Linked DNA regions of Homo sapiens: regions 1, 3, 4, 5, 6 and 7 are each linked to region 2. Evidence: chromatin contacts called from ENCODE Hi-C or POLR2A ChIA-PET data. All regions are on one chromosome and are shown on one strand. Each heading gives the region's core, a stretch centred on a gene start or an enhancer-like site at or near the end of the contact. The rest is flanking DNA. Distances are from core to core; before and after follow the strand shown.

Region 1 (4,194 bases), core at 1,695-4,194, 810 kb before region 2:
TTTAAAAATATATTGGTGGGGAGGGGCGGGCATGGTGGCTCATGCCTATAATCACCACGCTTTGGGAGGCCGAGGTGGGTGGATCACTTGAGCTTAGGAGTTCGAGACCAACCTAGGTAAGATGGTGAAACCCTGTCTCTATAATATTAGGTTGGTTCAAAAGTAACCGCTGTTTTTGCCATTGAAAGTAATGGCAAAAACTGCAATTACTTTTGTACCAATCTAATTTTTTAAAAATTAATTAATTAAAAAAAATTGGAAGGCATAGATTTCACTCGGCAAGGCAGGAAATCTTGTAACTGCTCTATACTGTGGCTCTGCCGACCGCCCGGCACTGCTCCAGCAGATGCAAACTGCCCGAGATTTTGATGAATTCACTGAAGGAAATAAAGACATTGTGTTTAAAAACACAGCAGAAAGGTTGGGTGTGGTGGCTTATGCCTGTAATCTCAGCACTTTAGGAGGCTGAAGGGGGTGGATCACTTGAGCTCAGGAGTTTGAGACCAGACTGGACAACATAGCAAGACCCCATCTCAAAAAAAAAATTAGCTGGGTGCGTGCCTGTAGTTTCAGCTACTTGGGAGGCTGAGATGGGAGGACTGCTTGAACCTGGAAGTTGGAGGTTGCAGTGAGCCACAGTCGAGCCACTGCACTCCAGCCTGGGTGACAGAGCCGGACCTTGTCTCAAAATTAAAAAAAAAAAAAACCCACTGCAGAAGACCTTCAGAATTGCTTGCCTCTAGAAACCATGCTTTCCTCAGAACATCTAACCCTTCAAAAACTACAGCAGCAGCCAGAACCCACCATTCACGCTGACGCATTCCTTTGTGATAAAGACTTCATTGATTCATTATGTGACAAAGGGAAAATGAGCAGAAACTACTGGGTGGTTCACACCAAACAGAACCTTTAGACCGATTGCTCGTTCCTTCTCCCTCATGGAATTGAAGTTCATTTATCTTCATGCACTCCCTGATCAATCAGGAAAGGCTGTGGCTGACGTCAGCTCCAGGCTCAGCACAGTCTTTATGGGGTGATCTTATAGCTTAGCAGTGCAACCCTGTGGAGTAGAACTGAACGGAGACTTTTGCCAGTTGCAGGAAATGGTCATTAAAAAATACCAGTTTATTCACAGAATAAAGGTGCTTCATGCAGACATCTGTCCCCAGGGTTTCTTCTGCAAAATGCTGATGCTGCTATCATGAATAATGTCTTCAAATATTCTCTTAATGAGGCAGAACAAGCCGGAGCTGGGAATACATTTGTCATAATGTAAGGAAGCAGATCATCATCAGTGACAGTGCCAAGTCTTGAAGATTCTCTCCTGGGTCTTCAGACTAATACACATTTATCTCCCTGGGTTGAAGAAGTACTGTGGGACTATGATGTATACCCACAAAAGGATATTGACAAAGAAGCTCTTTATTTATTTATTTATTTATTTATTTATTTATTTATTTATTTATTTTCTTTTGAGACAAGGTCTCACTGTGTTGTCTAGCCTGGAATGCAGCCATACGATAACGGCTCACTGTACTCACGGTACGATTACCTCCAACTCCCCGTGCTCAAGTGATTCTCCCGCCTCAGCCTCCTGAGTAGCTGGGGCCACAGCTGTGTGTGCCACCACCTGGCTAATTTTTTTTTTTTTTTTTTTTTGAGACAGAGTTTCGCTCTTGTCGCCCAGGCTGTAGTGCAATGGCATGATCTCGGCTCACTGCAACCTCTGCCTCATGCCTCAGCCTCCCAAGTAGCTGGGATTACAGGCACCCACCACCATGCCTGGATAAATTTTGTATTTTTAGTACAGACGGGGTTTTGCCATGTTGCCCAGGCTGGTCTTACACTCCTGACATCAGGTGATCCACTCGCCTCAGCCTCCCAAAGTGCTGGGATTATAGGTGTGAGCCACCGCGCCCACCCTAATTTTTTTTTTTTTTTTGGTAGAGACAGGGTCTCCCTATGTTGCCCAGGCTGGTCTTGAACACCTAGGCTCAAGCAATCTGCCCCCCTTGGCCTCCCAAAGTGTTGGGGTTACAGGTGTGAGCCACTGCACCCAGCTGACAAAGAAGCTCTTGAACAAATTCATTTAATGAGATTCTCTAGCACTAAAATAGTCCTACCTCATTGTAATGTTTTGTAGAGTATCTTATAAAACAATGAAAAAAAACCAGTATTTTAATACATATTTTTCTGTATATTTCCTTCTAGCCTTTGTACATATGATCACATATTTGTAAAAAGTTGTATGTATATATATACAACTTTACCCGCTTTGTGTGATGATATGACAAAAACATTTATCTGAAAAAAGTATTTTTTTCATCAAATGGCAGAGCTCCTGTTTCTGGTAACCCGGGGTATGGCAAGTAGGGGCTCTGGGAGATGGAGCAGCTCAGCCTCCTGTGAAAAATTCTGTTTCTCTAAAAAAGAACAAATTCTCATGCTGGGCGCGGTGGCTCACGCCTGTAATCTCAGCACTTTGGGAGGCCGAGGCGGGCGGATCACGAGGTCAAGAGATCGAGACCATCCTGGCTAACACGGTGAAACCCCGTCTCTACTAAAAATGCAAAAAATTAGCCGGGCGTGGTGGCGGGCGCCTGTGGTCCCAGCTACTCAGGAAGCTGAGGCAGGAGAATGGCGTGAACCCGGGAGGTGGAGCTTGCAGTGAGCCGAGATCGCGCCACTGCACCCCAGCTTGGGTGACAGAGCCAGACTCTGTCTCAAAAAAAAAAAAACGAATTCCCAAAACTAGTCCCACTGTTGTCTACCCAGATCCGGGATCCGGGTTGCCCTTGGCCTGGCCAGAGATGCCTCTCAATCCCCCACGGCACGTAGAGCCAGACAGAAACCGAAAGCAGAGGTGCCCTGCGCTGAAGTCTAGAGATCCCACTGCTAGGTCCAAAGAATTTACCCTTTCAGTCAACCCACGGGGCAAAGTCCACTTTCTTCCCTGAAGGAGCAGCACAGAACAAAAGCTCCAGGCAGCTGCTTCCGCTGTTTCGGGGGTAGGGCGGAGTGACAGCCCCACGGGCCACGCAGCAAGCAGAAGATCCCCGGGAGTCACCCTCAACCCTCTGGGGCCACGTGGGTGAGTTCGCCCGGGGAAGGTGCCGCGGCCCACTGCTTTACCTTAGTGAGCCTCAAGAAGTTAGGATCAGAATCCCAGTCGGCCCCATCTGGGTCGCCAGAGTTTTGTTACCCACACAACGGGTGGGCTCAGTTGCTTGGCGGGTGTTAACTAAAGAGGATTTAATAGGGGATTTTATTTCTTGCAACAAGTAAGGAGAACACCTAGACAGCTCCCAAAGCAGTGTCTCCCCGAGCTGAGGGCTGGGGCAGGTTTTATAAGCATAGGGTAATGAGGCGTGATCTGATTGCATCTTGCAATGAGGTGATGCTGGGAGGCATGATCTAATTGGATGCTGACACAGGGGGGAACCACAGCTCTGACCCCTCTCTGGGTCTCAGTTTCCCCAACTGCAGTGAGGAAATTGGCCCCCGTGATGATGCCCATGACATCACCATCCTCTGCCCTCACTCATGCTGGGGTCTCCATGTGCCCATTTTCAAGCTTGTGCCCGCCCTTTGTTCCTCACTCCCCACAGCTGCCCTTGGCCAGGACTTTCACAGGGTGGAGCCAAGGCCCAGAGAGGGCACTGAATCTCTCCAGGTCACACAGCCTGTCAGGGAGGTGGGGCCAGAGCCAGGTCACACGTGTGCACACAACACACACACACGCACACATGCTCACGCACATGCACGCACACACGCTCTCAAGCACATGCACACATGCACACACATGCACACACACTCTCATGCACACACGCACACATGTACACACACATGCATGCACACATGCACACAATACTCTCATGCACATGCACACACGTACACACGCACACATGCATGCTGTCACACATGCGCACACACGCACACATGCTCTCATGCACACACGCACACATGTACACATACATGCACACATGCACACAATACTCATGCACATGCACACACATGTACACACGCACGCACACACGCATGCTGTCACGTACACATGTGAGTGCACACACGCACACACATGCTCTCATGCACACGCACACATGTACAGATGCACACATGCATGCACACACATGCACACACGCGCACACACTGCCAGGACTGGGGGCTGCTGTTTCTGAGGGTTCCTGGACCCCG
Region 2 (4,055 bases), core at 1,014-3,513:
ACCTCACCAGGCTGAGGGCTCTGGCTCAGCCTGTCTCAAGGACTGGAGTAGAAGAACTTTTGTTCCTAGAACAAACAGTATTCCCATTCTCCCACCCGCTCCTGTGGGCCCCCAGGGACCCATGAGGGACTGAGGACCAACCTGTGCGGATGAAGAGGAAAGCAGTGTAGGCACCGAAGACAGCTGTGTAGGAGAACTGGAACGCTGGAGACGGGGAGGCCACGAGTGACCACACCTGCACGCCCTTCCTGCCCCCACACTACATACCCATCAGCCAAAGACCGACCATCCCCTCCCCCCGGGGCAGTAGCTGCCTGCCCCACCACCTACAGCTGTCCTGCACCCCAACTTCCCACGGTCAGTGGCCTCTCCAATACTGTGGCCCTCAGTTCCCAATTCCTTCTCCAGAGTGGCCATTAGCGACATCATCATACACCCTAACCCAGGCCAGCTAGCCAGGACTCACCAGCAGACAAGAAGATGTTCCCCACGCTGCTCTGGCGGAAACGCAGCTGCTCAATAATATGGTGAAAATGGGCTGGGAAAAAGGTGACAATCACATCACAGTCATTCCTCCCAGCCTCCCTTCTAGGACTGCCCCTCACCTCAAGCCCCCTTCTGAGCTCTCATGCTGAAAACACACCAGGACTAATCTGGCCAGACTCACCAACTCCAAAAAAGAGCGGGCAGGTGAACACAGCAGGGCCCAGGCCCATGCACGGTGCTAACATGGGCAGCATACAGGCCCGGAACACCAGCTCCTCTGTCAGCGGGGCGATCACTTGGTTCCGCAGCCAACGCATGTCTGTGAGGCAGCGGGCCCAGGAGCGGGGGGCTGCAGAGGGAATTCAGGACAAGCTGTGAGTGACGGGCTGTCAGACAGTGAGACCCCAGAGGCTCCAAGGGCTCCTCTCCCACAACTTTACCCTGGCCAAACTCAGGTTAGGCATCAATACTGCTGAGGACGGGGGTGTGGACCCAACATAAACCCAATGTCTTGAGATGACCTGAATGGAAGGCATTAGCTGAGGCAAGGGCATCCTGGAAGTAAACTCTGGAGACACCAAAATTTAAGCAAGACTAGCTCTGGTTGGGGAAGCAGGGGACAGTGCTCTCTGATCCACACCAAATACTGCTGGGGGTTCCCAGGGAACTCCTTGGACGTTGGCAATCAACCCTTAGAGGCCACCTAGCTCTATGTTTCCATTTTACTGATGAGAAAACACACCCAGAGAGATGACATTTCACGTGTCCAGATCACACCCTGAGCCCGCTGACTCCCTGCCCCAATGTCCTGGACTGCCTGTGCCTACTTTTCCCTTCAGCCTTTAAGACTCACCCAGGACAACCTTCAGCCCATCTGCCAGGTCACAAGGGCAATCCATAGAGAGCTGCATCAGTGGGCCCAGGAAAAGAATCTGAGGGCAAGAAAACACTTTCACCATAACCCACCGCTTTTGCCCAGACCTTTGCCCATGCTCCCTGAGACTCCAAGCTTGAAATCCTCTCCAGCCACGATTTCCAGACCATGCATACCGGAGGACCCTGGGGCCATCTCAAAAGTCCTGTCTCCCATCAACCAAAAACCAAAAACAAGAGTCCACGGCACTGCCCATCAGGCTGATAACAAAGACCAGAAGAAAAAATACAGCAGGAGCACTCACCATGGTCAGCAACAGGGGCAGCAGCGCCGCTGGGAAAATGCCCTCCAGCCTGAAGCCCATCAGGGTGAGCAGGGATGTGCCTGGCTGAGCCACAGGAAAGGGGGCATCAGTTTTGCTTCCTCCCCTAAAGACCCCTGAGCTCTCACCGCCGTTGCCCTTTGCCCCGCCTCCTTCGCACCTGGATGCCTGTGAGTTCCCTCCAGAGCAGCACGCACAGGGGTGAGAGACTGGACACCACCAGGACGCTGGTGAAGCGTCGCTTGATGACCGCGGGATGGTCCCTACGGAGGGGACAGTAAGTTCAGGGGGCCCGCGGCTGCCCATGAGCACGGACCCGCCCCCGGCTCGCCCAAGCTCCGCCCGCAGGGCGCGGATTCCGGTCGCGCGCAGCCCCCGCACCTGGGCAGTTCGCTCTTCCAGACGTAGAGGCTGCCCACGTAGGAGCAGGCGAGGCTGAGGCAGGAGAACACTGACACCCAGCAGCACAGCCCGGGGCCCAGGCCGCCCAGCGCCGCCGACTCGGGCGGCCGCTCCGGCCGCGACACCGACAGCAGTCGCAGCCCATCCCCGCCCAGCGCCGCCATTGCGCCCTGACCCGCGGCGCGCACCAGTGACGCAGTCCCAGGGAGGTGTGGGTGACGTCAGGCCGCGGCGCGGCTCCACGCCCCGCCCCGCCCCGCCCGGGCCCGACGCGGAAGCAGACGCGGAAGAGGACTTGGTGAGCGCGCGGCAGCTTTATTAAACCACGGGATAACGGCTGCCCGCAGCCTCCGGATCGGTGGGCGCTTGCGGAAGGGGACCCGGCTCAGGGCCCAGGGCTGGGACTCAGCCACTCTGACAGGTTGGAGACCTCCTGCAGCCACAGCACGTCCTGCGGGAACAAGGGGGCCCGGGGTGAGGACCTCTCAGCAGCGGCCCGTGGCCTGCACCTCCTGCTGAGCCCTTCCCTGCGCGGCCCTCGCCCAGTTACCTCCAGGCGGCTTCCGAGGCTCGCCCTGCCCGGCGCCAGGGCCCTGCCGTGAGCCTCGCGGTGCTCCCTTCCTCTAGGAGTGAGGGGGGCCGCGGTGGCTTCCGGGCGGCGCGGGGCGGCCTCTGACGGGCTCGGGGCCCTGGCAGAGCGCAGAGCTCGCATCTCCTCTATGCGGGGGCTGCCCCTCTTGAGCCTCTTGTTTTCTGCTTGCCCGCTGGTATCTAGGAGAAAAACAAGCCTCTTCATCTTACTTTCATGGCCCTGTGCTAGGAGCACCCTTGGCCAAGGGGAAGCCTGGGAGAACGGGCGCCGAGGGGCTCTTCCCACCGCATCCCTGTCAGCAGGTCCCATCCACACCAAAACCCTGCAGCTGTGGGCGCTTCTGGAGCAGCCCGAGGCTGCAGAGACGTTTCAGGGTCTCCCTATTCTCTCACCCAGGCGGGAGATTGTCCCGAGCCCTCACTTGGGGGACTCAGGCCGCTCAGTAACTTTCTGTATAGATTCTTCCTGGAGTCTGCACTGACAAGCTCCCCTCCCTGCCAGCCTCTGTCCCCCCTCACCTTTCTGGCCTCAGTTCTGTCTCCCTTTGTTGCTCACGTTGCATTGAGCAGTGCCCATAGGCAGCTTTCCTACTCTTAACTGATTCATTTGTCAAATTAAAGCGAGTTTAGATGGATAGATTCTTCCCCAGCAGGTCTTGGGGATGCAGATCAATGAGCTTTTCCCTGAGAGAAGCTCACAGATGCTAGGAGGGGATGCAGACCTGTGTACAAAGCCCAGGGTTAGAATAGAGAAGGAAGCCGACCACCTCTGGATGTGAAGAAGGGTTTCCATGAGGAGATACCTGAGCTGACCTTTTGTTTTTTTGAGACAAGGTCTTGCTCTGTTGCCCAGGCTGGAGTGCAGTGGCTCAGTCCTGGCTCACTGCAGCCTCGACCTCCTGGGCTCAAGCGATCCTACTGCCTCAGCTTCAGCTTCCAGAGTACCAGGAACCACAGGCGCATGCCACCACACCGGCTAATTTTTTTTACTTGTAGAGACAGGGGTCTCACCGTGTTGCCCAGGCTAGTCTCAAGCTGTCCTCCCGCCCCAGCTCCCCAAAGTGACGGTATTACAGGCATAAGTCACCACTCCTGCCCCAGAGCTGGGTTTTGAAGGATGAAGAGTGATATGCCAGACAAGGGAGAGAAAGGGAATTTCTTGCTGAAAGTTAACACAAACCTTATGCAAAGGCATAAAACAACTTCCTATGTAAATTTTTACTTTTTAAAGATGAGGTCTCGCCTGTCACCTAGGCTGGAGTGCAGTGGCGTGATTGTAGCTCACTGCAGCTTTGAACTCCCGGCCTCATCCTCTCGAGTAACTGGGACTAAAGGCACACACCACCTTGCCTGGCTAGAAACAGATTTTCATCTGTAGAA
Region 3 (4,165 bases), core at 1,078-3,577, 660 kb before region 2:
CCTCAGTGGCTCCTCTTCACCTACTATCCACAGTAGATTTCTCTGAAGCGCACCCTCAGTGCCACCAGTAGGAGCAGAAGACCTTGGGTGACCTGATCAACACCTTTTCTTTTTAACAGTAGTTGAGTCTGAATATGTATTAGAAAACTATAAATACTGAGCACATGATTAAATGGACATTATGCCTTTTCCTTTCTATTTAAGATTTTGTAAAAGTGAATTAATTACAAGGAAATGTTAAATAGATGGCAAAACTGATGGAGTTTTCCTAATGGCTGGAGTTAGGGAAGCACTGGACTCCGTGGTCAACTCAGCTTCCTTACATCCACGTCACCTAAGGTCCCCTTCCTGACCCTGTGGTTATTTCCACGGCTCCACCTCCACTTCCCAGTGAACTCTCCAGCAGAAAAAAAAAAGGAAAAAAAAAAAAGGCTGGTTCTCAAACACATGTTGTGCTCTCCCATTTCCCAAGATTTTGCACATGACAGTCCCTCTACCTGGAGTGTCCCCTCGGTCTCCGCTTCCACCCCCACCTACTCAAATGCCACCTAGTCTGTAGAGATTTCTGTGATGCCACCCGGCAGGCCCTTCCTCTAAGTTCCAATGCATCCTGTCCCGTTATCCCTTGTGGCCATTGACTTACTGCAATGTAAAGAAGACGTTGCTTCCCTGTCTCAGAGTATAAGGCCTCCTTGAGTACAGAGGCCATGGCCTGTTCATTTCTGTAACCTCAGCGTTCAGCACAAGGCATGGGACGGAGGAGGGAGTCAGAACATGGTTTTTGTGTGTTTTTTTTGGGGGGGGGGTTTGAGACCGAGTCTTGCCCTGTCGCTCAGGCTGGAGTGCAATGGCACGATCTCGGCTCACTGCAACCTCTGTTCAAACGATTCTCCTGCCTCAGCCTCCCAAGTAGCTGGGATTACAGGCGCCCGCCACCACACCGCTAATTTTTGTATTTTTAGTAGAGATGGGGGTTTCACCATGTTGGCCAGGCTAGTCTCGAACTCCTGACCTCGTGATCCGCCCGCCTCGGCCTCCCAAAGTGCTGGGATTACAGGCGTGAGCCACCGCGCTCAGCCAGAACATGCTTGTTGGATGAATGAATGAATGAATGAATGAATGACTGTCCTAGAGATGAAGATCTACAAAGCTGGGAGCATGAAGATACACAAGGCCAGAGAAGTTTGAGTTTGGAGAAGGAGCCTGGGAGAAAGGGTTAGGGAGTGGAGGAGGGTCTGAGGTCTAACTCTGTGGGGAGTGAGACTTGAGGGGAGGGGTCTGAGTGGTGGAGTGGAAAGGTATGGGGGCCCTGTGGGACAGGAAGGCGGAGAATGAAACAACAAGCACTTTATGACTATTCATTTAATCCACACAACCCAATGAGATCGTCATTTTCCCCATTTTACGGATGGGGAAACTGAGGCATACTGAGGTGAGAAACTTGCCTGGGGGAAATCGCTAGTGGGGGTGGTGCTGAGATTTGAACCCAGACGGTTGGCTCCAGTCGGTGCTCTTGACCAGTTTGGTCCGGGGCCCGGCACGCAAGTAATCCCGAAGGTTTGCCCTACGGCCATTGTCACTAACTTAGGCAGCAGCGCGGGGCCTTGGGGGTGCGGGTAAAGGGGTCTTTGAGGTCGCCCTTAGACCTGAGGACGAGCCAAGCCGCAGGAAGAACGGTACGTGGCGGCATCCATGAGGGGCCTGTTGCCATGGGAACAAACGCAGGCCTCGGGCGGGCGCATGCGCAGATCGGGGAGCGGGTGTTGAACCGGTGAAAGGTGACGTAAAAGCGCACGGGGTGGGGCGCAGGGCTCGGGACGTCAAAGCCCTGCGTCCTTCGGCCCCCAGAGCGGAGAAGCGCGCAAGGCACCGGTGGCAGCGGCGACGGCAGCTGCGACAGCAACCCCTGCTGGGCCGAAACTGGGCAGAGCGGAGCAGACGTCTGAAGCAGCGCGAGTGAGGCGCGAGGGTAGCGCCCGCGCCCGGGAAGACCCCTCGGCGCGAACCGGCAGCCCAGCCCCGGGTCCCGGTTCCCAAGGCCCCGCCTCTAGGGCCTGGGGACTAATCGGATTGAGAGCGCGCCGGCCCGGGCCGCGAACTCGCCAATTGCGGAGGGCGGTGGCCACCGCCCAATCCGGAGCAGACAGGTGCGAGGTCCGGAAGGCGGAGGCCAATCGGCGGCGGTTGCGACCTGCTGGGGCAGGTCTCGGCCAATAAGGAGGCTCGAGTGACATCTTCGCGCACCAATCGGGAGTGAGGGAGCATTCGTGCCCGCTCGCCCTTCCGGCCAGACCTCTATTTACCAGGGGCGTGCAGCCCGCTTGCCAATCAGAGCGCGGCTGAGCGGCCCCGCAGCCAACCCCCGAGGAGCGGCCGGCTGGCGTCCGCCGCGCCCAGGAGTTGGGGATGTCCTACAAACCCATCGCCCCTGCTCCCAGCAGCACCCCTGGCTCCAGCACCCCTGGGCCGGGCACCCCGGTCCCTACAGGTGAGGATCCAGCTCCACCCCTGCTCGCCTGCCGGGCGGTCGAGGTCTCGAAGAGAAGACGGCCTGAGTTCTGCAATACTGGGCCTGCCGCCTACCCTCGCTGAGCCTCAGTTTGCTGGCCTGTGAAGTGGGCGTGGTCACGTAAGGGCTTGTAGGTGGAGCGCAGTGGGAGGGATTTGTCCCTGAAGTTGATCAGCATGGAATGAAGCATCCTTTGGAGGGAATCGGGCGAACCCGGTCCTGGGCTTGGAAAAGCTGGGAGGCGGCGTCCCTGCCCCGCGCTGACCTCTTACTCGCGCCTGTTGCTGCAGGAAGCGTCCCGTCGCCGTCGGGCTCAGTGCCAGGAGCCGGCGCTCCTTTCAGACCGCTGTTTAACGACTTTGGACCGCCTTCCATGGGCTACGTGCAGGTGAGTGGGGCCAAAGCCTTGCTTATGGATGCGGACTGGAGTCCCCCTCCCCGCCAGGTGCCTGAGCTCACTGCCCTGTTCTCTTTTGACATAGGCGATGAAGCCACCCGGCGCCCAGGGCTCCCAGAGCACCTACACGGACCTGCTGTCAGTCATAGAGGAGATGGGCAAAGAGATCCGGCCTACCTATGCTGGCAGCAAGAGCGCCATGGAGCGCCTGAAGAGAGGTAAGTGAGGCCAGGCCGCCCTGCTCAGGAAACCGACACTGGACTATCCTTCATGAGGGAAGGAAGGACATCTGGAGGCCACCTGAGCCAAGCCTAGAGGATGTCCAGTATTACTACCAGAGAGGTGTTTTGAATCGAATTGAAATTGAGTCCATTTCCAGGGAAGAGCATGGGAATTTGTATTTCAACAGGGCAACCTTGAGGATTAACCAAACCTCTAATTTCATCTAGCCGTCATTAGATTTGAATTTCTTTTGCCGAAAGTGGAAAGGGAGTGGGGAGGCAGGGGTCCTCCTCTGGAGGGCAGTGGGTGGGGCTGTGGAGGGTTGCTGAGACCCCACCCCACCCCCAGGTATCATCCATGCCCGGGCCCTAGTCAGAGAGTGCCTGGCAGAGACAGAGCGGAACGCCCGCACGTAACAGGAAGCGCCTCGGCCTCAGCGTCTGGACCTATCCGGCCACTGCAGAGCACCCGCTTCTCCCTGGCCTTCATCCCGAGTTGCACTAACCATCCTGGGCTTCCTGTCCTGTGTCCCTTGGTGGGTCCCCTCCAGGAACCAAGGAGTGGCCCTCCAGGTGGCAGCACTAAGGACACCCCCCCACAACAAGAGTTAGCAGCGAGGTCCCCATGAGTCCCACCCATGACCTGCCGACAGTGTTGCCCACCGGAACTTTTGTGGCCCCTACCGCTCAGCCCTTCCCAGCACTTCTCCCACTTTGTCCCGAGCCTCCTTCTCCCCCAGCAGGGGCACAGGCCTGGCACCTCCCTGCCTTGTGTCCTGAGCCATAGTGACTCTTTTATCTGTGTGTCTTTTGCTAAATATGCCCTTTTTATATTAATAAAAGATGATTTGGAGTTGTGCTCTCAGCTCTGAGCCTTTCTGGGTCTGGTTCTTCAGCTAAGCCTGGGTGGGCCAGGCAGAGACAGGGGAAGAGGAGACTATGGATGGGGAGGGTGTGATTAAATGAGGTTTGACTTGCCTCTGTAGGCCATCAGCCTTTGGTGGGACCTGGGCCCTCTCCGCCCCAGCCGTGGCGCTG
Region 4 (3,806 bases), core at 813-3,312, 950 kb after region 2:
AGTAGAGCCAGCTTGGGGCCACCAAAGCTGCCCACTGTTTCTCTTGAGCTGGCCTCTCTAGCACAATTTGCACTAAATCAGAGACAAAATATTTCCCATTTGTGCCAGAGGAATCCTGGCAGCCCAGAGACTTTGTAGATCCTTAGAGGTCCTCTGGAGCCCTAACCCCTTCCAGATCACTGCCACACTCTCCATCACCCTCTTCCTGTGATCCACCCAACCCTATCTCCTGACAGAAGGTGCCACTTTACCCACCTAGAACACTAACTCACCAGCCCCACTGCCAGCAGCAGCAGGTGATTGGACCAGGCCATTCTGCCGCCCCCTCCTGAACCGCACAGCTCAGGAGGCGCCCTTGGCTTCTGTGATGAGCTGATCTGCGGATCTCAGCTTTGAGAAGCCTTCAGCTCCAGGGAATCCAAGCCTCCACAGCGAGGGCAGCTGCTATTTATTTTCCTAAAGAGAGTATTTTTATACAAACCTACCAAAATGGAATAAAAGGCTTGAAGCTGTGGCCTGAGTGCCTCACTGGACCCAGAGGCCAATGGGAGAGTATTTGGAGCCCTAGGTCCCAGCCTTAGCTCTACAGACTCACTGCATGACCTTGGACAAATTCTTTGATATTTTTGGACTTTGTCTTATCTGACAAGTGGGGCTACATCCGCTCGGCCTCATCTCCGGGACTGAGGGGAGACAGTCCTCTGGGGTAAAAGCGAAGAGGCTTACCGCCCCTCTCCCCGTGGGGGCCCACAGTGCTGCTGCGTGTGCCACGGAGGGGCGCTGTTATGCCCCCTTCCAGCCTCAGAGGAGGCGGCCGAGTGGTTCTAGGCCCCCAGCACCTGCTTCCTGCCCCATTGTCTTGGACAGGAAGGAGCCGGGAAGGGAGCTGGAGCCACTTCAGGGGCTGGATTAAGGCCGGTCCCGGCGCCCGATGGGGGAAGTCTGGTTTACCACTGCCCCGCATCCCACCCCAGGCTCGAAGTAATGGGGGAATCATTAGTTCTGCAGTCCTTCTGGATGGGAATTGTACCCTGTATCAGCACCCCACCCTCGCCCCAACCCCGGCGAGTACCAAACAGACGCTGCCCAGGCCGTGGGCTCCGCTTCCGTCCGGGTTTATTACCCCCAATCCAACCCCCAGCAAGTCCCTCCGCTCCAGCCTTCAGTCCCCCTGCTGCCCTGCCAGCAAGAGCGAGGGGCCCTTCTTGGTGTCAGGATTTCTTAGTCCATGCCAGCGGCCCCTCCTGCGCAGCCAGGACGGCGTCCAGGTCCCGAGGTCCACAGCGGTCCCGGGGCTCGGGGAGCAATCCGGGCGGGCGTCGGCGTGGAGGAAGCAGTGCCTTCAATCATCGGGGGAACAGGCCAGGGGCAACTGATCCGGACTGCCCACGCTGCCAGTGCTGGAGCTTCCATCGCCTAGGTCGCGGGGCCCGCACGGGGGCAAGGCAAGCTCGGGTGCTGGCCCGGCTCCTGATCCCCCGGCGCCGCTGGGGCCGCCGCGGGGGCCCCATTCTTCGCCCAGCGCCAGGCAGAGCTCCTTAAGCGCTAGGTTCTCCCGCAGCAGCTCCTCCTGGCGGCCCTCCAGCTCGGCCAGCTTCTGCCAACAGCCGCCCAGGTCCTCGCGCACGGCCCGGGATGCTTGGGTCCCGAAGAGCTGCCACTGGCGTGCGGCGCGCCGCCCGCGCTGGCGCTCCGAGTCCAGGAAGCAGCAGAGGTCGCGCAGCTCACGGTTCTCTGCCTGCAGACGCCGGTTGAGCTGCTTGAGCTCGCGGATCTCGCCCAGGTGGCCCTGCAGCTGCCGATTCACCTCCTGCATGAGGCGGCCGCGCTGCACCAGTGCCGCCAGGCGCGCCGCCTCCTCCCGCCGCAGGCGCCGCACTAGCTCTTCCTTGCCTAGCGCCGCCATCTCCTCGTCCGTCAGCTCCTCCAGGCCGCCTGCCTCGGCCTCCATGGCTGGTCAGGCCTCTGGAGCATCGCCCGCCCGCCGCCGCGGCCCAGGAGCCCCACGTCGGGCCCGGCGCCACTCAGGCTCGGGCTCCGGCTCCGCACGCGGCAGGCAGTGGCCGAGGCAGCGTAGGCTGCAGCAGCTACCCGGGCTGGGCACGCGGCGGGGCGCGCGCCGGGGCGGGGCCGCATGTCGTTATGGAAGGACAGCCAATCCGGTGAAACGTCCCCGGAAAGGGGCGGGGCCTGAGCTCAGGGGCCGCCCCCCTCGTTCCCCACCCACTCCGGGTGTTACTGATCCTCGATGTCAAGGAACCCGCGCGTCATCGCCCTCCACATCGGTCTCAACCCGAAACTAGGAGCTTCGAACCTCCAAGTACCGGATCGCCCCAAGCTTGAGCCTAGGCCTCTCGGCTCTTCTGAGAAACAAGATTCAGGCGTCCGCCCCTGACTCCTGCCCATCCCCCACAGAAGTCAGATGGACCGCTCTCCAGTCCCTCTTTACCTTTGATCAAATTCGGAAGTCTCGGCCCACTAAGGATCGCTCCTGGTTCCTCGGAACCCTGAGTCCAAACGTCCTAGCTCACCAATAGACTACCCTCCCTCCCAGGGAGCGTTTCCTGCCTGGGGGGAGGAACATACAGGATTCGTTTGTTCAATAAACGTTTTTTATGTGCAAGGCCCATGCAGAAATAAATTTAACCAAAATACCGATTCCATCCTCAAGGAGGTCGCAGTCTGTCCGGGAAGTCAAGCTGTGTTAAGCAAGAAATAAATCCGGGAGGAGTATGGTCTGAGGGTCCTTAAGAGGGTTCCCAAAAGAGATGCTATCCAAGAGGCTCTGGTAGATCCATAGGACTTTGCCAAGTAAAGAGCTATTTCAGGGAGAGAGAATAACATAGTGAAAGACACTGGTGCCCGAAAGAGCCTAGCTGCTTTAGGAACAATGAGGATAGCTTGGTTTTTGAAAAGCAGATGTGTCGAGAAAATGCTAAGAGAGAGAGAGCGAGGCTTCAAAGGTAGGTAAAAGCCAGATTCTTAAGAACTTCCAGTACCAGGTTGGAGCATTTCCAAAGGCCACTAAGGATGTTAAGCAAGAGAGTAACATTTGTAAGGATGTTAAGCAAGGGAGTAACATTTTAAAATATGCCTTTAACTGGCCAAGATGGTGAAACCCCGTTTCTACTAAAAATACAAAAATTAGCCGGGCGTGGTGGGAGGAGCCTGTAATCTCAGCTACTCGGGAGGCTGAGGCAGAGAACTGCTTGAACCCGGGAGGCGGAGGTTGCAGTGAGCCGAGATCGCGCCACTGCACTCCAGCCTGGGCGACAGAGCGAGACGCTGTCTCGAAAAAAAAAATGTATTTAAAAAGATTGGGCTGATCTGTGTGGGCCGGACCCTGCGGGGAGGGGACATAAACAGGGAGATTAGTAACGGTGTCAAAGAGCAAGAGCAAGGAGAGCTAAGCAGAAAGACGGCTGGGGCAGCATCAGTGGGGGTGGAGAGGACAAACAGATACTAGAAATATTCGGGAGGCAAATCAGCCGAACTGAATGTGGGGAGAGAGGAGTCTGGAAGAACGCCCAGGTTTCTCGTATGAGAACTGGTGGATGTTAGGGCTGTCACTGAGATAGGGACGCAGGAAAGAAACAAATGGGGAGAGGCAGAGGTCTGTCTAGAATATGTTGAGCTTTTGAGGGGCTTACGGGAAGAGTGTGGATAGACTTGGCCGATAGGCGGCCCCTCCGGATGTGGACTTCCAGGCAGAGCTCGGAGGGGCAGAATTAGAGACGTCAGTAGCTCGTGGGGCTGGGGGTGGGATTAAAACCAAGGTGGGAGCAGGTGCCCCAAACCCAGGAGAG
Region 5 (4,108 bases), core at 232-2,731, 920 kb after region 2:
GTATCTGTGTCCTCAGATTCATCCTGTGAGCACCGCAGAGGTCAGAGTTGACAAGAAAAGACACGAACCCATCACTGGGAGTGGCAGGGACAGCAGTAGACCCTCATAGCCCCAATTTACAAATAAACCAGTGAGCAAACAGGTTGCAGAAAAGGATGAGAGCTGGCCTCCTGCCAGTTCAGCCTGGGGCGAGGCTGCCTGTCCCATCACCAAGGGCAGGGCGAAGGGCTGGGGCCTCACTCACCTCCTGCTCCGAGTCTGTCCCGGACAGCTTCTTGTCCTTGCTTTTCGTTCCCATCCCACCGTTCTTCCGGCCGCCGCTGCCTGGCTTCCGGCCCCTTTGGGAAGGTACAGTCCATCTGCCCGGAGTGCTCCCTACTCCTTGGCCACCCCCAAGCCCTGTGGCCTTGGCCTTCCCCACTGTATGCCAGGCCCTGGCCCCACCTGCGGGCGCCCTTGTCCCCATCCATGTGGTTGTCTTCCCCGTCCCCCTGCATGTCGGGAACAGATGCCACCAGGTCCTTCAAGAAGTCAAACTGCTGCTCCAGCTCGATGCACTGCTTCCTGGAAGAGGTGAGGAGGGGCTGGCACTCAAGAGGGGCCCAGACACCCAAACCCGCAGTGGGTGGCAGCAAGGGGCCCCAGATGTCAGGCTGGAGCCCGGGCCGATCTCCGCTCCCGGGCCTGCCCTGCTTTACTCAGGTGGCTCCCTCTGCCTGGAAGCCCAGCCTCTCCTCTGCCAGTCTGTGGCCTTGCTGGTGTCCCGGCTGCCGCCCACCTCCCTCGCCACCCAGGCTCTGCCTTCCTCAGTGTGTGAACTCCCCGCGCCAAACCCGCCGGCCCCTCCCGGCTCCTCGCCGCTCACAGGTGGGATGTGGTCATGGTCTTCGCGTTCCGCGACTGGGTCACCTGGCAGGCCTTCTTCAACAGCGACTCTAGGAAGAGCTCGAGCGCCCGGGCTGAGGAGCGTCAAGGAGAACTCCGGGGCAGGAGAGGGCGACCCGCTGCCTCCCTCCCCCACGCCCCTCGACCCGGTCCGCCCCCGGCAGGATACAGATGATGACAGGCACCGCCGCCGCCACCTTCCCAATCTCTTCGTCCGTCTGCATGATCTTCTTGATCCGCGCCTGCGGGTGGGGGAGCAGAGTTCAGACCCCGTCGCCACCGTCCCCTAAGGGGGTGCTGGGGGAGGAAGGGGCATCCCCGGAGAAAGGGGGCGGGGGACACGGACGCGGGGAGGGCATGGAGGGGGCGGGGCGTCCAGGCCCCCGAACACCGCGGCGCGCCCGCCTGCCCAGCGGGAACTGGGCCCAAGCCACCCGGGAGCCGGGCCCACTCCTGCCGGGCTCTGCCACGTGCTCACCGGCGGGAACCGCGCGTTGTACTTCTTCTTCTTGCTCGGCATCTCGGGGCCTCTCTCGCCGCGTCGGGTCCAGCGCCGCCGCCCGCAGCCTCCCGGCTCCCGGGCCTGCTCGCCGCCCGCCCGTCGCGGTTCCCCTGGGTCCTGGTGCCGCCCGCTCCGCCCCCGCCGTTTCCCGCGGAGTCCTAGCGCCGCCGGTTAAGACGCCGCTCGCAGGGCCCTAGTGCCCTCCTCTTGAAGCCTCCTGGCCGGTGCGCGTCCCTCCCCAGTCTGGACCGCCGCTCCCGCCCGCCCCCAAGGCCAGAAGAGCGAACGTTGGCCCCGCCCCCCGCGGCCCGCCCCTCCCGGGGTTCCCGCGATGGCCCCGCCCCCGAGTCAGCACCTCCCCGTCGGCCCCGCCCCTTCCCCTGCCGGCCCCGCCCCACAGCGCGGCCGCTGCGGCCGCTGAGGCCCGCGGCTCCGCCCTGTGGCTGCGCCTGTCTATAAAGTTGTTGTTGAGGTGGCGCGGCGCTAAGATGGCGGCGGCGGCGGCGGCGGCCGTGGCGGGGGTGGGGCGCGGTGGCGGTGGCGCGGAGCCACGGCAGGAGCGGAGCCGGGCCCGGGGCTGGGCCGGCGTCGAACGCAGCGAAGGCCGGAGGTGACTGCGGGCGGCGGGAGGGGCAGGGCAGGGCCGGGGCGGGAGCACAGCTCGGGCCCGTGGGCGTTAATGGCGGCGGGCGCGGCACGGCCGGAGCCTGGCTCTCCTGCAGGCTCTAACAAGCCCTGGTTCGAGTCTGGGAACCGCCCCATTGGCCTCGGAACGGCCTGTAACCTCTCTGGACTTCAGCGTCCTCGTCTGTAAGTGGGCCCGATAACGCCTGCCTGGGAGGCCTGGCCTTACAGAGCCGGCCTCGGGAGCTGCGCGAACGTGCGCTTCTTTGCGTTCCTCTATTAAATGCCAGCGCACCGGATACCTGCCAGGAAAAGGGGGCCTTGGCAGGGCCGGGAGGTGTAGCTGGGGCTGGTTGCTCCCACGCCTGGATTCACCCTTCGGCCCTGCCACGCACTGCAGGTGTGACCTTGGGCAAGTCCTTTTTCTCAGCCTCAGTTTCCTTTTCTGTAAGTCAAGGAGAATAGTAATAACTGCAGCAACCCTTCTGGAGCGCTGACTCCTCAGGCATCTAATTTTCATAGCAGATCTACGGGACAGGAACAGTTGTTATCCCATTGTAAAGATGAGGCAACTGAGGCGCATCGACAGTAACTCTTACTCAAGGCCACAGTTTAATCCAGTGCCTGGCATCTGTAGTTATTGTCTCAGACCCTGCCCTGACTCGGTTCCCTCACAGCAGGATGGAACCAGGTGAGGAGCTGGAAGAGGAGGGCTCTCCAGGTGGCCGTGAGGATGGCTTCACCGCCGAGCACCTGGCTGCAGAGGCCATGGCAGCTGACATGGACCCCTGGCTAGTGTTTGATGCCCGCACAACGCCTGCCACTGAGCTGGATGCCTGGCTGGCCAAGTACCCACCATCCCAAGTTACCCGCTATGGGGACCCCGGTTCACCCAACTCAGAGCCTGTGGGCTGGATTGCAGTGTATGGGCAGGGCTACAGCCCCAACTCCGGGGACGTGCAGGGCCTGCAGGCAGCCTGGGAAGCTCTGCAGACCAGTGGGCGGCCCATCACACCGGGTACCCTGCGCCAGCTCGCCATCACCCACCACGTGCTCTCGGGCAAGTGGCTTATGCATCTGGCACCGGGCTTCAAGCTGGACCACGCCTGGGCTGGCATTGCCCGGGCCGTGGTTGAAGGCCAGCTTCAGGTGGCCAAGGTGAGCCCACGTGCCAAGGAGGGTGGGCGCCAGGTCATCTGTGTTTACACGGACGACTTCACGGACCGCTTGGGTGTACTGGAGGCGGATTCAGCCATCCGTGCAGCGGGCATTAAGTGCCTGCTCACCTACAAGCCTGATGTCTACACCTACCTGGGCATCTACCGGGCCAATCGCTGGCACCTCTGCCCCACTCTCTATGAGAGCCGTTTCCAGCTTGGGGGTAGTGCCCGTGGCTCCCGAGTGCTTGACCGTGCCAACAACGTGGAACTGACCTAGGGGGGCCAAATTGGGGAGACTGCCCACTCCCCCCTCCATGCTGGGGTTGGATCCTCCTGTCTTCCTCCTTGTCCTATGAAGGCCACACCCCCCAGCTCTGGGGACTCCTAGGTCACTTGGGAACTACCTGCATCTTCAGTCCCCTTGAACTTCTGCCCTCTGTTCAGGGCTGACACAAGCCCCACAGGCTGGGGGGCTCCGGTTCCCTGAGGGATGAGCCTTCAGCCTCCCTTTGTAATGCTGCTCCTCTCCACTGCCCAGCACCATGAGTTGGGTGCAGACACCTAGAAGGAGAGACTTCTTGGAACGCTCATCCCCCGCTATACCTCCCCTTCCTCCTGCATCTCCCCTTCTTTCCTTCCCCCTCAGGAGAGAGAAAACTTAGTGCTTCCAGCCCTTCTTGGAGCCTTCATGGTCCAGGGGTAGGGGCCCCACTGGCCTGAGCATGCCATTTTGAGGGGAGGGTAGTTGTGCCTACTTATCCCCTGGCAGAGGGGATGCCAGGACCATGGACATGAGGCTTGCCCATCCCTGCCAACTTACACAGCCTGTACCACTGTCCCCCCTTCCTTGGCTACTTTGACATGTGCCTGCTCCTGGCATTTCAATAAAACCCGGCTTGGGTCTGTGTCTTGAGTGTTTTTTAAAATACTGTCTTGG
Region 6 (4,022 bases), core at 17-2,516, 790 kb before region 2:
GCTCTGCCCAGTGCCGTCCGCATCCCTGGGAGCACACAGTAATATTAAAAGTGGTGACTCCAGCCCAGTGGCAGGGCTGCACTTGCCCAGATGAGGATCGAAACTGGCGCTCAGAGAGGCGCGGGACCTGCTCAACGTCACACAGCAGAGCATGGCGGACACCCGCCACCCCACGTTTAAATGCTGTGCGCAAGGCTGGGGTCATCTGGTCCCCAAGCCCAGGGTCTGGTGGAAGGGCGCAGAACCACGGTGGTCAGTGACCACAGGGGCCGAGGTAGGAAAGGGGGAGGGATTTGGGAATCCGGTCAAGACTCAAGGCAGGAAGGGAGAAGAGCTCTGGACGCTGGGACAAGGAGGTCAAAGGCCTGGGGCTGGAGTCCGACGGAGCCAGAGGGGAAGACAAGACTGGGGGCGGCGCGCGCCACCCAGCGGTATCGGGAGGGAGGACCGGAGGGAGGGCTGGGCCGGACGCTCCTCTCGCGCACCGATCGACCTCGGGTTCCTGGAGGGGCGTCCCCGTGGGATCCCGGCTCCGTACATCCTGGAGCCCCTAGGGGAGGGACGGACCAGTGGGGGCCGGCGGGGCCTCATCAGACACCCCAACGCCAGGACCCAACGGGACCGAGGACGGTCGCCGGGCGCTTCACGGTTCGCGTGGTTTCAGGATCTCGGAGAACACAACCGGCAGGTCCTGCAGCTCCGCGCCCATCTCCCTCCCCGCGGCCACACCCCCGGCCACGGCCCGGCCCTGCCGGAAGCACAGTCCTCCTGGCCACGCCCCCCAGTCCTTCGTAGCAAAAGCTCCGGTCCAGGCCCCGCCCCCAGCCCGCCCCAACCTCGATTGCCTACTAGGCCCCGCCGCCCTTTGGCAGTAACGTCCGAGTCCGGCTCCCGCGCAGGCCCCGCCCCGCCCCGCCCCGCCGCCCTCCGTCCCTCCCATCCGGGGGACTCAACGCGTCCCACCGAGGCCCCGCCTTCAAACAGGCCCCGCCCCCTAACGGACCCCGTCCCACCGAGGACCCGCCTTCAAACAGGCCCCGCCCCCGAACAGACCCAGTCCCACCGAGGCCCCGTCTCCGGGAAGGCCCCGCCCACGAACAGACCCACCCCACTGAGGCCCCCCGACGCCGCTGCCGCTCTGCAGCCCCCCAGGCGGGACGCGTCGCGCGGGCTGCCCCTTCTCCCTCTCAGCTTTCGGAGGGACCCGGGCTGAGCGCCCCGCCCCGCCTCGCCCCGCCTCTTCCCTCGCCCGATCCCGCGCCCTCAGTGTCCCGGCCGCGCAGGACTTGACATGCTGCCCGACTGCCTGTCGGCCGAGGGCGAGCTGCGCTGCCGCCGGCTGCTGGCAGGGGCCACGGCCCGGCTCCGCGCGCGGCCCGCGTCGGCCGCGGTGCTCGTGCCGCTCTGCTCAGTGCGTGGGGTCCCGGCGCTGCTGTACACGCTGCGGTCCAGCCGCCTGACCGGGAGGCACAAGGGCGACGTCAGGTACAGCGGCCGGGAACTCCTCGCCCTTTGCCGGAGGCTACAGGAGCCCGGGGCTGGCAGGGACCTCTGGCAGGGCACTTAGCCCCTTCGAGCCTCGGTTTCCGCCTCCGTAAAATGGGTCTGGGGAGAGTCCCTCCGCCCAAGGGCTGCAGCGAGAGGTCAGCGATCCGTGTCCGTCGGCCCCGGTGCACCTGCCGGGGCGCCACGTCCTCGCCGCGTGGGCCCCTCGTACGCGTCCTTGCGCGCACGCCTGGGCCGGGACACCCCTTTGAGCTGTTTCCCGCTTAGAGGGCGGACGCCGCCCCCTGCCGGCGACTACGGAGAGGTTCGGGCCCCGCCCGGCGGGAATTAAGAACATCCTGAGGACAATGTCAGTGTTGCTGGGGCCACCATAGGCCGAATTTGGGTATCTGAGCCCCAGGATCTTCTTGCCCCTGCTGCAGACCCTCTTATCCTGCGCTGTCCCGGGCCTCTCTTCCTTATCCCCATTGCTCAGGGAGGTAAACTGGCCTCCAGAGGTCGCATGGCTTGCCTGGGGCCTCCCAGTAAACTAGGGGCAGAGGCAGGCGACACTTCGGTGGGCCAGTGGCCCCCCCCGCACTGCCGATACCCCGACCTCTCCGTGGCCCCAAGAGTCCAAGGACCAGACTCCTTGTGTCTGTTTAGTTTCCCAGGCGGCAAGTGCGACCCGGCTGACCAAGATGTGGTGCACACGGCCCTGCGGGAAACCCGGGAGGAGCTGGGCCTGGCAGTGCCCGAGGAGCACGTGTGGGGCCTGCTGCGGCCTGTGTATGATCCGGTAAGCCACTTGGCTGAGGCCACCCCACCCCATTCACTCACTCTGTGCCTGCCCTGGAGCTGGGCTACCAGGGACCAGGAGAGTGGTCATGGACCCCCACGGGCACAAAGTGTGGAAGGGTGCCCCTAACCTGCCTGGTCACATGCACCACCCCACACACCCCCTCGGGAAGGGATTGGGGAGGCTCTGGTGTCCTGAGTAGAGGTGGCCCAGGGCGATGGGGTGGGCCAGCTCCACTCAGTTTGGTGGATTAGGGTCAGGGAAGCTTCATGGGGTAGGCAGGGATTGAACCCAGGCTTGAATGCCAAGTGGGAGATTGTCCTAAGCAGAGGGAACAGGTCTAGTGCATTTGAGGGGACCTGAGTCAGTCAGCATGGCTGGAGGACACAGGCAGGTGGACCCGAACATGACTACCAAAGGCCTATGCATGGCAAAGGGGTCTTCCTCTCACACTCCCCTCCCCAGCCTTCAAACCCAGCGAAGGCCATGCTTCCCTGACCACCTGCCCTCTTCCCCAGCAAAAGGCCACCGTGGTGCCAGTGCTTGCTGGTGTAGGCCCACTGGATCCCCAGAGCCTCAGGCCCAACTCGGAGGAGGTGAGCTGGGGGATATGAGGGGGTTGGGCTGTTCCAGTCCTCTGTCTACCCTCTCTGCCTCCTGCCTGCAGGTAGATGAGGTGTTTGCACTGCCGCTGGCCCACCTGCTGCAGACGCAGAATCAGGGCTATACCCACTTCTGCCGGGGTGGCCACTTCCGCTACACACTACCCGTCTTCCTGCATGGACCACACCGGGTCTGGGGCCTCACAGCTGTCATCACTGAGTTTGCCCTGCAGCTGCTGGCACCTGGTACCTACCAGCCCCGCCTGGCCGGCCTGACCTGCTCAGGGGCTGAGGGTCTGGCCCGCCCTAAGCAGCCCCTGGCTTCACCCTGTCAGGCCAGCTCCACTCCAGGACTGAATAAAGGTCTTTGACAGCTCTAGAGCTCTTGCTTCTGCTGTACTGGGGCCTTGACCTTGGGCAGACCACTCCAGGTCGCTGGCTGGGGCTCCTCCTTCCAGTCACGCCATGCCCCACAGCAATGGACACTTCCTGGGTGCCAAGTACTTGGAGTCAATTCATCTCACCCTCACAACAGCCCATAAGGCAGGGCCAACACTGTCTCTGGCTGGTGAGACTGCTTTCAGGGAGGAGAGACACCTTGCCTAAGGGCCCCACGCTGGGATTGGAACCAGAGCTCTCAGACTCCACAGCCCAGACTCTTAGGCACTGCACTGCCCTGTCTCAGCCTGCACCTCCTGTTCTCTCTGCTGTGCCTGGCTGACGCTGTGCTGGGCTCCGGGATCCCAGAGAGGAGTAAGGCGCACCCATGCCCCTGGGTGTTACTGCAGGAGTCTAACATGCAGAGCCCCTGTGTGTGCCAGCTGCTGTGTGGGGGCCACAGCTGTGGACCGGTCAGATGCTCACCTGCCGTCCAGAGGGGGTGCTCAGTCTAGGGGAGACCTCAGACCAGGTCACACAGATAATCATGTGGTTCCACATTAATTAATCACAGATAATAGTGGAATTATATAAGACATCAACTAGGTAGACCAGGGTTCTGTGAAAGAGCTGAGGGAGCGGGTGGTCTGAGCTTGCCGTGGAGGATGGCTGGATCCAGGGGCTCGGGCTCCCCTCTTGCTGTGCTTTGCGCTGTGCTGGCCTCAGCCCCAAGGAGGTTGTCTGTAGTGCAGAGCGTG
Region 7 (3,850 bases), core at 1,143-3,642, 970 kb after region 2:
CAGCACTTTGGGAGGCCAAGGTAGGCGGATCACAAGGTCAGGAGATTGAGACCATCCTGGCTAACACGGTGAAACCCCATCTCTACTAAAAATACAAAAAATTAGCCGGGCCTGGTGGCGGGTGCCTGTAGTCCCAGCTACTCAGGAGGCTGAGGCAGGAGAATGGCGTGAACCCAGGAAGCGGAGCTGGCAGTGAGCCGAGATGGCGCCACTGCACTCCAGCCTGGGCGACAGAGCAAGACTCCGTCTCAATTAAAAAAAAAAAAAAAAAAAAGAATTCACCTATATTGTGGCATGCATCAGTACTTCATTAGTTTTTATGGCTGAATAATGTTCGACTGTGTGGATGTACTGCATCTTGTTATTCATCAGTTGACGGCTTTTGTGTTGTTTCTGCATTTGGCTCTTATATATAGTGCAGCTATAAACGCTGCGTACAGATTTGTGTGTGTGTACATATCTTTTCAATTATCCTAGGTATGTATACCTAGGAGTGAAATTGTCAGGTCATGTGATAACATTTTGAGGAACTGCCAGACCATTGTCCACCAACAGTGCATGAGGGCTCCAGTTTCTCCGTATCTTTGCCAACACTTGTTACTGTCTTTCTCGTTTTAAAGAGCTATTATTATTATTACTATTTTTGAGATGGAGTCTCGCTCTGTCGCCCAGGCTGGAGTGCAATGGCACAATCTCGGCTCATTGCAACAACTGCCTCCCGGGTTTAAGAGATTATTCTGCCTCAGACTCCCGAGTAGCTGGGATTAGAGGCACGTGCCACTACACCAGCTAATTTCTTTGTGTTTTTGTAAAGACAGGGTTTCACCATGTTGGCCAGGCTGGTCTTGAACTCCTGACCTTGTGATCTGCCCACCTTGGCCTCCCAAAGTGTTGGGGTTACAGGCGTGAGCCACCGCGTCGGGCCTATTATTATTATTATTATTTTAAGATGGAGTCTCCCTCTGTCACCCATGGAGTGCAGCAGTGTGATCTGGGCTCTCTGCAACCTCCACCTCCCGAGTTCAGGTGATTCTCCTGCCTCAGGCTCCTGAGTAGCTGCGACTACAGGCACGCGCCACCACGCCTGGCTAATTTTTATATTTTTAGTAGAGACGGGGTTTCACCATGTTGTCCAGACTGGTCTCGAACTCCTGACCTCAGGTGATCCACCTGCCTCGGCCTCTCAAAGTGCTGGGATTACAGGCTTGAGCCACCGCGTCCGGCCCCTAAAGAGCTATTATTTAACCTTCTGCCCCAGCAGCTGGGAGGGATGGTGGTGGCAGAGTGGCGAGGAGCGGGCACTGCGCAGTTCACCTGAGCCCCAGGCGCTCGCCGCGGGACCCACCAGCACGTCCCCTCCTCGGCAGACTCCCTCCCCGGGGTCACGTGGAGGGCGACTGCGGGGATAAGCAGGGATGGCAAGGGGAAAGGAAGGGCGGGCCCCAGGCGGGGGATCCCCGGACACGCAGTGCTTTCCCGCCTGGCCCCGCCCAAAGACGTGGGCAAACAGAGGCCACGCCCTTCCTGGGAGCCAGCCCCGCCCATACTCCGCCCCAAGGACACGCCCCCACTTCGGGCGGAGGCGGAAACCGGGCGGGGGACGCTGGTGCGAGGAGGTCGAGGAGGCGCCTTGGCACCCGACTCTGGCATCCCGCACGTCCGACATCAGCCCTGCCCTCCTTCTCAGGGGCTTCCATTCATTTTGTGCCAAAAGGGAACTGCCGCCCTCGCCCCCAAACTTGTAGCTTTGTGGATGGAGGGTGTGGGGGAGGCCGTGTGTAGTGAAAGGACCACCCGGCTGAAGACGGTCCTGGGGGTGGAGGGCAGGAGGGAGCGAGAAGGACAGTTCTGCTCCTGGGAGCCTCTCGTTCCTGGGCGAGGGTCTGGGGACCCTGGATGAAGTTTTAGGATCTTTTACAATGACGGTCTGGGGCAGAGAATAAAATTTTGCAGGGAGCAGATTGAGGGTCTGGAGGACTGGGTTAGGTGGGCTCTAGGTACCCAGGACGATCTCGGGAGGCGCACAATGAGAATCTGGGGGCTCCAGGATTACGGTGTGGGTGCACAGGATGAAATTCTGGGGGCGCAGATTAGGTAGGACCTAGGTGAGCAGGATGACATTTTTGGTGAGCGTCTGGGGGCCCCCGGGTGAGTCTGGGGGCCTGGCATCAAGGTCGGGGCCCCAGGATCGAGCACTGGGGGACCCTGGTCCGGCGCCGGGAGGCGGCTCCTGGCGGCGCCGCGGGGGACCGGGTAGGGGCCTGTGGCTGGCCGGGGGCGGAGAAGCGGGGGGTCGGGGTCCCTCCCCCTGGCGCTGGCTCAGGAATCCGCCGAAGGGCGGGCGGAGGCGCCGGGGTGGGCCGCGCCGCGGCAGGCGGGCGGGCGGGGGGCGCTTCCTGGGGCCGCGCGTCCAGGGAGCTGTGCCGTCCGCCCGTCCGTCTGCCCGCAGGCATTGCCCGAGCCAGCCGAGCCGCCAGAGCCGCGGGCCGCGGGGGTGTCGCGGGCCCAAGTGAGTGGCTGTGACCGTCCGTGGGGGAGGGCGTGGGCCGGAGTCTCGGCCGAGTCCGCGGCAGCGTAGCGCCCACAGAGGCCCGCGCTCCTCGGCCTTCGCCGCAGGGGCGCGGGGCGGGGGCGGGGTGGCCGGGGCGGGTGGGCCTGGGACCCGGGCCTGGGACCTGGGCCTGTGAGGAGTCGGCCCCCAGCCCTGGGAGGCCCCGAGGCCCAAGCACGGTCCTGAGCGGGCAGTGGCGGGGGCTGGGCTCGGGCTCCCGGTACAGGGAGTTGAGGTGCCGCGGGCAGAGGCCCCTGACCCGTGTCCACCATCTCGCAGCCCCAGGATGCTCCCCTGCGCCTCCTGCCTACCCGGGTCTCTACTGCTCTGGGCGCTGCTACTGTTGCTCTTGGGATCAGCTTCTCCTCAGGATTCTGAAGAGCCCGACAGCTACACGGTGGGGACAGTGAGGGCCGCTGGCCTGGGACAGGAAGGGTAGGGAGGAAGAGACCGGGACCCAGGGTGACTGCTGCCGGGGAAGTCTTCCTCCCCTGGCTGGTGGAGAGCTGGGGGCCATTGTTTGGAGCAGGCCGGAGGGTGGCCAGGCTCAGGCCCTAGTCTTGGCCTGGCCAGTTGGAGGAGATCTTAGGGTGACCACTGGCCACTTCTGGTTCCCTTCCAGGAATGCACAGATGGCTATGAGTGGGACCCAGACAGCCAGCACTGCCGGGGTGTGTGTGCCTGGGGGACCAAACACCCCCAGGAACCCGGAAAGGGATTGATAGCTGCTTTCCAAGGGACAGCCCCACCTCCAAGAACTGCCGTGGGAGCCCAGCAGCCCGTTCTATGCCCAGCTCTGCTACACAGAGGCCAGCTCTGGCTCTCTGGAGGCCAGTTGAGCTAGGGGTGGCCTCATCCTCTCCCAGAAACCCAGGAAACCTTGTCCCTACCCCTCAGAGGAGCTGGATCCTGTACGCCTTCTCTGAACCACTCTCCTGTCCCAGCTCTTTGTCTCATCACAACCTGGGAGGGTAGCGTCCCCAGGGGTGGGTAAGGAGGCCCCCCATCTTGGGCTGAGCTAGGGCTAGGGCCGTGGGGAGGGATAGAGACCCACTTGCAGGCCGAGAATGAGGGCAACAGTGGGAACAGCTGCCCCATCTCCAGCCTTGGCCAACCCTGGGGAGGGGTCCTGAGCAGGCAGACTTAGCTTGTTGAGCAGAGTGGGAAGGCTTTGCTGGGGCCACACATCTCAGAGAAGGCCGAGCTGGGTTCCTGCCTCCGCTCCCTCCAGGGCCAGCCCAGGAGACTGGCTGTGCCCAGCAGGCCCCTCTCTGCAGATGTCAACGAGTGTCTGACCAT

What was found. Hi-C counts contacts between places; a loop is a spot of excess contacts on that map. ChIA-PET counts read pairs that join two places held with the same protein, here RNA polymerase II (POLR2A). Pooled maps may share reads with other maps.
Region 1: a pooled map shows a loop between it and region 2 (34-fold over the local background). The contact joins the promoter of ACY3 here to the promoter of RCE1 in region 2. A Hi-C loop is called at or near these places in 3 of 50 pooled maps. POLR2A ChIA-PET finds 5 or more read pairs at or near these places in 2 of 52 experiments (GM10248 and activated B cell).
Region 3: a map of CD8-positive, alpha-beta T cell shows a loop between it and region 2 (6-fold over the local background). The contact joins the promoter of CDK2AP2 here to the promoter of RCE1 in region 2. A Hi-C loop is called at or near these places in 1 of 168 maps with a recorded cell type or tissue (CD8-positive, alpha-beta T cell), 2 of 37 single-sample maps with no recorded cell type and 10 of 50 pooled maps.
Region 4: a pooled map shows a loop between it and region 2 (8-fold over the local background). The contact joins the promoter of CCDC85B here to the promoter of RCE1 in region 2. A Hi-C loop is called at or near these places in 6 of 50 pooled maps. POLR2A ChIA-PET finds 5 or more read pairs at or near these places in 3 of 52 experiments (B cell, activated CD8-positive, alpha-beta memory T cell and activated naive CD8-positive, alpha-beta T cell).
Region 5: a pooled map shows a loop between it and region 2 (5-fold over the local background). The contact joins the promoter of DRAP1 here to the promoter of RCE1 in region 2. A Hi-C loop is called at or near these places in 4 of 50 pooled maps. POLR2A ChIA-PET finds 5 or more read pairs at or near these places in 2 of 52 experiments (activated CD4-positive, alpha-beta T cell and activated CD8-positive, alpha-beta memory T cell).
Region 6: a loop to region 2 is called in a map of endothelial cell of umbilical vein, with 9 times the contacts of the local background. The contact joins the promoter of NUDT8 here to the promoter of RCE1 in region 2. A Hi-C loop is called at or near these places in 1 of 168 maps with a recorded cell type or tissue (endothelial cell of umbilical vein) and 6 of 50 pooled maps. POLR2A ChIA-PET finds 5 or more read pairs at or near these places in 2 of 52 experiments (GM10248 and PC-9).
Region 7: a map of naive thymus-derived CD4-positive, alpha-beta T cell shows a loop between it and region 2 (19-fold over the local background). The contact joins the promoter of EFEMP2 here to the promoter of RCE1 in region 2. A Hi-C loop is called at or near these places in 1 of 168 maps with a recorded cell type or tissue (naive thymus-derived CD4-positive, alpha-beta T cell). POLR2A ChIA-PET finds 5 or more read pairs at or near these places in 3 of 52 experiments (B cell, PC-9 and WTC11).

Annotation. Positions count from the first base shown.
Region 1 is chr11:67,649,480-67,653,673 of GRCh38, reverse strand. It overlaps ACY3 (aminoacylase 3), which reads left to right and starts at 2,944. Exons shown (of 8, transcript NM_080658.2): 1 at 2,944-3,091. RefSeq lists enhancers at 2,663-2,722, 2,793-2,872.
Region 2 is chr11:66,841,649-66,845,703 of GRCh38, reverse strand. It overlaps RCE1 (Ras converting CAAX endopeptidase 1), which reads right to left and starts at 2,263. Exons shown (of 8, transcript NM_005133.3): 1 at 2,064-2,263; 2 at 1,843-1,945; 3 at 1,665-1,748; 4 at 1,340-1,418; 5 at 668-835; 6 at 467-538; 7 at 142-204. The coding sequence starts at 2,248. TOP6BL (TOP6B like initiator of meiotic double strand breaks) reads right to left here. Exons shown (of 15, transcript NM_001302084.2): 14 at 2,635-2,855; 15 at 2,188-2,535. The coding sequence ends at 2,470. RefSeq lists an enhancer at 1,686-2,392 and silencers at 2,033-2,472, 2,583-2,722, 3,940-4,055.
Region 3 is chr11:67,506,324-67,510,488 of GRCh38, reverse strand. It overlaps CDK2AP2 (cyclin dependent kinase 2 associated protein 2), which reads left to right and starts at 2,327. Exons shown (of 4, transcript NM_005851.5): 1 at 2,327-2,488; 2 at 2,800-2,897; 3 at 2,992-3,124; 4 at 3,477-3,992. The coding sequence starts at 2,407. The coding sequence ends at 3,544. RefSeq lists silencers at 1,795-2,044, 2,355-2,454.
Region 4 is chr11:65,888,929-65,892,734 of GRCh38, reverse strand. It overlaps CCDC85B (coiled-coil domain containing 85B), which reads right to left and starts at 2,062. Exons shown (of 1, transcript NM_006848.3): 1 at 1,100-2,062. The coding sequence starts at 1,951. The coding sequence ends at 1,343. FOSL1 (FOS like 1, AP-1 transcription factor subunit) reads left to right here. Exons shown (of 4, transcript NM_005438.5): 4 at 1-686. RefSeq lists enhancers at 402-561, 602-651 and a silencer at 1,792-2,271.
Region 5 is chr11:65,916,799-65,920,906 of GRCh38, reverse strand. It overlaps DRAP1 (DR1 associated protein 1), which reads right to left and starts at 1,481. Exons shown (of 7, transcript NM_006442.4): 1 at 1,364-1,481; 2 at 1,055-1,127; 3 at 866-959; 4 at 445-564; 5 at 245-338; 6 at 1-23. The coding sequence starts at 1,405. It overlaps C11orf68 (chromosome 11 open reading frame 68), which reads left to right and starts at 1,845. Exons shown (of 2, transcript NM_001135635.2): 1 at 1,845-1,997; 2 at 2,689-4,097. The coding sequence starts at 1,876. The coding sequence ends at 3,448. RefSeq lists enhancers at 888-1,808, 1,809-2,728 and a silencer at 1,022-2,091.
Region 6 is chr11:67,627,181-67,631,202 of GRCh38, reverse strand. NUDT8 (nudix hydrolase 8) reads left to right here and starts at 1,266. Exons shown (of 4, transcript NM_001243750.2): 1 at 1,266-1,485; 2 at 2,152-2,284; 3 at 2,803-2,880; 4 at 2,952-3,265. The coding sequence starts at 1,292. The coding sequence ends at 3,257. LOC124902696 (a long non-coding RNA gene) reads right to left here. Exons shown (of 2, transcript XR_007062741.1): 2 at 3,810-4,022. RefSeq lists silencers at 344-513, 634-1,423, 1,714-1,863, 2,431-2,725.
Region 7 is chr11:65,871,342-65,875,191 of GRCh38, reverse strand. It overlaps EFEMP2 (EGF containing fibulin extracellular matrix protein 2), which reads left to right and starts at 2,392. Exons shown (of 11, transcript NM_016938.5): 1 at 2,392-2,509; 2 at 2,831-2,948; 3 at 3,174-3,222; 4 at 3,829-3,850. The coding sequence starts at 2,838. RefSeq lists a silencer at 1,330-1,389.